2 separate regions of the Mus musculus genome follow, and region 2 is linked to region 1. Evidence: chromatin loops called from intact Hi-C (ENCODE). Cell type or tissue: left cerebral cortex. All regions are shown on one strand.

Region 1 (2,500 bases):
GTCACAATCACCAAGATTTGACTCCCAGTGACATGAAGGTTGGAGGGTCACCAAGGTGGCAATACCAGGACATAACAGGGAACGCTGCTTGTGACTGGCGTGACAAAAGGCCACAGAATGAACAAATCAACAGCGGAAGTCCACTTCTTGAAAGGGTGAGATTGTCACAATCTGAGTTGATCTGGAACTGTTGGCAGTGTCAGTCATAACTTTTAAGGACAGAAGGCCCCTGAGTGGCACCAACATGAAGGTGTTTTCTGGGACCACAGATGATAAGTCATCATATTCAGAGACTGTGCCTAGGGATGGCCTTGGAGCTGTGGGGTTTAGGAGAGAATGGCCATAAGACTCTCTCTTCTGGGGACAACTGGCCCTTCATGCTCTAACCCGTCACTCCAGTCATTTAACAGGGAGCCTATGCACCAGGAGGTGCTGGGGATCGAGAACACAGCAGTGCATGGGTTGTTTTCCCTGTGGATTAACGGTGCTCCACCACAATGGGATCCAGTTGGGGCTAATAGATGGAATGTGCTTAGTTGGGCCAGCTGCTTTGTTGTTCATTTGTCTGTGGATAGCTGCAAGCAGTAAAGAGCAATGAGTGAGGAGACTGGAGACACAGAGTTTGGTGAGAGTTAAGGAAACACCCTCCACAGCTGCTGTTTCAAATTCATGACCTTTGTCCCTCCTCCCAGTTGCATCTCGGTACTGAGCATACTACTGCATATCAGAGCGCAGTGGTGACGGTTGTTATAAGTGTTACTGGCTGCTCAATAAAACCCTCACAGGTATTATTTCACTTAATTCTCACAACAGAGTCACAATATGAAGGCAGTTTGACAAACAGACCTTCCCACTCTAGTAGTGATTAGTGTGTGTGCTATGCATGCATGTTGAGTTGTGTGGGTACAGTTGTGTGTGTGTGTGTGTGTGTGTGTGTACTTGCATGCACATGGAGGCCCAAAGAACCCGGTGATCACCAGGTCAGGCTGGGCTAGCGGGCAGTGTTGCCCAAGGGAGGCTCCATCTATGCATGGGGGAGGGGCATAGAATTACAGGCAGCTGGCAAATCCACCCAGCTAGCTGTCTGATTCCCATGTGGGTTCTTGGGAGCCACACTCTGGATCAGGCTGGCTTCAGTTTCACAGAAATCCTCTTGCTGGGTCTCCTGAATTCTGGGATTAAAGGCACATACCACCATGTCTAGTTTAGTAGTGATTCTTAGCTATCAGCTTCACCTATTGATTAAAGGTACTGTCTTTAGTCTTTACTATAAACATGGTTCATAGAAACAAAGCAATTCTTTCTCAGGAGAACTACCCCAAGTCCCTTACCTCAATGTTTTCTGTCTACCATCTTTCTTTTCCTCATCCCTCCACCTCAGACTTATTCCACAGACTTCCCTTTGTGCAAAGGACCCTGCCAGGCACTACAAATAAATTATGAAACTGAATGAATTATGAAACTCAGAATTTATGATCTAAACAGGAAGAAAATAAGTGTGCAGACAGATTAGAGAACAATAATTTTGTGTCTTTTAAATCTGCAATTGTCCTCTCAGTTTTTTTTCTCCCAGCTGGGAGAAAATATTAAGTATCATCTATAGCAAAGATGCTGAGAAAAATAGGTCTTGAGTCAAAATCAGCCCCTGAGACTTATAGGAAAGAATATTTCTTTAGAAATTCGTGGGTCTGGGGGACATGCAAGGATCAGAATATATTTCTTGGTAGGAAGCATGTATAAATGTATGTATGGAGGAAGTGGATCTGGGCAACATATCCTCAGAGCCAGGGTCCCCTGTGTGATACGAAAGAAAGGTTGTACATTTACAGAAACACACACACACACACACACACACACACACACACACACACACTCACACACACACTCACACACACACACACACACACACACACACACACACACACACACTCTAGTTCATACTCTATTTTAAGTCCTGACAATTGTTTTCAGTTGTTTGCTGGGTACATGGTCTAGTTATGTAGCCCAGGATGCCCTCAAACACATCCCCCTGCCTCTGCCTCCCAAGTGCTGCAATAACAGCAGTGACAAAATATACTGACTTCTCTCTATTTAAGAAATCAAGTATAAAAGTCTGTATCTAATGATAGGAAGTGCCTGGCTGAGCTCCCAAGAATCCCCCAGTTCCCTGCCATTACAGGCAACACTATATAGTTTTCAAGAGAGGGTCTCCATTTGTTGCCCAAGTAAACCCAAGACTATAAAAGAATTGAGACCCAGTGACGAGAGCCCTTTAAAATCACCACACGAGAAGCTGTATTAAAGGCCACATTGTTAGGAAGGTTGAGGACCAGTGCTCTAAAAGATTCTGAGCATTCGGAATTCTAATGTATTTATTATAAGTCATGCAAGAAGAAAGACAAGTAATAAGCAACCATCTTAACCATAAAAAAGAAGCATTTAAAAAATCAAGTCCCATGAGCAGGACAACTTTTCACCTCATAAAATCAAGGCCTTTCAG
Region 2 (2,500 bases), 480 kb after region 1:
AGAGAACTGAGAATGTTAAACACTCAGGGGTCTCTCCTCAAAGTAGGGGTTACCTGTTTTCTGCCCCAGAGGGCTCCGAGTGGATGCTGTTAACAACCTGGTGACCTTTTTGCTACCTGTGGGGGCAAACTCACCCACCTTTTCTATAGAGGCAGACCTCACTCAAGTTCCTCCCAAAAGATTATTGCAGACTCTCCCCTCCCTAGATCGTTATCTTGAGCTCTCAGTTAATAGCCTATCCTTAATGGGGGTGTCACCAGTCTGATCTAGGTTGGTGAAGTCAGCCTGGACAGAGGTTTCATTCTCTCCCCTTCATGGATCACTTCCTGGCCTGGCCACCTACAGGGTCTCTCTCAGCTAATTATCTTTTATTACTACAGAAATCGATTGAAGGGTATTTGGAACATGAAAAGGCAGCTATATTTACAGGAATAATTAAACATTAGGATTTTTTAATGTCTTCTTCATACCCAGGAAGTATGGACAAGTCTCAGAGAGTTTTACTCTAGAGCTGTCCAGACAGTTCTGCGGATAAAAGAGCTTGCAGCACAAAGTAGATGACATGAGTTCTATCCTTGGGTTCCACAATAAAGCAGAGAAACGACCAGAAAATTGTACTCTGACCTATGCACATGCCCACCTCTCTCTCTCTCTTACACACACACACACACACACACACACACACACACACACACGACATTGTCACATTTTGTTCAAATTAAATAGCTCATCAACTATATTTCTGGAATCCTTGTTTTTGTTTTGTTAAGACAGAGTCTCTCTGTATAACTCTGACACTCTCAGAACTTGCTATATAGACCAGACTGGCATCAGAGTCTCATAAATTTGCCTCCAAATGCTGGTATTAAATTAATGGGCCACCAAGTCTGTTCTCTGGAATCACAGCTGAAATTAAATGAGTCTTAGGTAGAATTAATTCAGGAGATGGGCTTAGACCATGTATGTCTCCCCCAAGTGGCTAAAAGGCTGAAGTGCCTATGGCTAAAGACAATTTGCTAACTAGCATTATTAGCTCGAAGGGAAAGCTCAGAGAAGATGCATAGGGCACCATTCTAGAAGTTTGGTATGTAAAAATATATGACATGATATGCATTAAGAAAACTTAAGTCTATATCTATACAGTAGAGATAACAATTAAAATATAAAGACTCATGTTTGAGTGTCAAATTCTTGAAGGGACATCTATCTCAGCAGGACATACTTCAGAAAATGAGGCTCTACTGCCATTATCTGAGGTCATTTACATTCCCAGAGGGAACGTTTTCCATGAAATGTACCTGTGTCTCACACCGTGTGTTAACACAAACCTAGATAGTGCAAGTCACATACCCTGCCACTCTGTGAGATTTCCTGATGTACCCTCCCCACCCCACACCCCACCCTCCAAGATGTGGTAAATCTGAGAGATGCAGGGGGCTCATTCTAATGATAAAAGGAAACATACAGACCAGGGCTATAGCTGTTCGTTATCATCAAGTATTTACTGTCTATAATTGCATACGCTGAAGGGCATATACAAACATACATGGAAGGGCAATACAAATCCATCAATGAGGAAAGTTTTTTGTATTTAAAAATATTAATTGCTTCAAATGATCAGACTAATGAATATGGGATTAATTTACAGCACAAGAGGTTTATTCACACCAGCATCGTCATAAGAAATGTGCTGTACTTCTGCCTTATGCCGGCTATAATGTCACCAGGCAACAGGAACTTCTCAGCTCTGTAATGGGACCACCATCACTGACCAAATGTTTTCAGAAAATGACTAGTTATTAGCTTGTAGCACAGCTCTGGCATCTTCTGTATACTATACAGAGCCATTATGGTCTGTGGTAGAGAGAGTAAATCAAGGGCCTCTATGTCCTCTGTGAGGATGGAGGAAAGTGTCTTGAAGGAAGGAGTGGGGACAGGGAGACCTGCCTTTAGGACTTGTTAGTCTGAGAGTGAGCCTGGGATAATCCACTTGTAACCACGGACTCCCTGACACATGCTTAGTTAGAAGACACGTGCTGTTAGGTGTGAAATACAGGTTGGGTTTCAAAGAGACATAACACAGAGTGTAGAATACCTCACTAGTGATCTTTACACCGATTATATTTTGAAGCAAAATATTTTGATATACTGGTTAAAGGTAAAGTAAACTGTTTCTTTTCTCTTAGAAACATGTTTAAGTGCATAGATAATTTACACTGATTTTTTTTCAGACAGCAGTAATCTAATGGCAACTGAAGAGCCTCCAGCTCTTCTTCAGAACGGATAAAGTCTGTACTGTTTGCTAACAGCAATAGAAACTCTCGGTGTCTCATGATAAAAGACCACAGTCTTAGTTAGGGTTTCACTGCTGTGGAGAGACACCATGACCACAGCAACTCTTATGAGTGAGAACATTTACTTGGGGCTGGCTTACAGATCCTGAGACTTGTTTCATTATTGTTACGGCGGGAAGCATGGCAGCTTGCAGGCTGACATGGTG

Evidence for each region. A loop is a pair of places that touch in the nucleus more often than their neighbours do. Peaks named below come from ENCODE experiments on the same cell type or tissue, not always from the same donor. Only the 100,000 strongest peaks of a DNase experiment are listed, where the experiment ranks them.
Region 2: it touches region 1 in a loop (4-fold over the local background); 3 of 42 quality-filtered maps call a loop at or near these places.

The regions. Positions count from the first base shown.
Region 1 is chr2:76,133,837-76,136,336 of GRCm38, forward strand. All of the region lies in intron 9 of Pde11a (phosphodiesterase 11A), which reads right to left. Among named protein-coding and RNA genes, the nearest start is that of Gm52518, 99 kb to the left of the region's middle. In left cerebral cortex, no CTCF peak of the experiment used is centred here; no DNase peak of the experiment used is centred here.
Region 2 is chr2:76,617,311-76,619,810 of GRCm38, forward strand. It overlaps a transcript of Prkra not described here. Among named protein-coding and RNA genes, the nearest start is that of Prkra, 29 kb to the right of the region's middle. In left cerebral cortex, a CTCF peak has its summit at 991 (motif pointing left); a DNase peak (open chromatin) is centred at 973.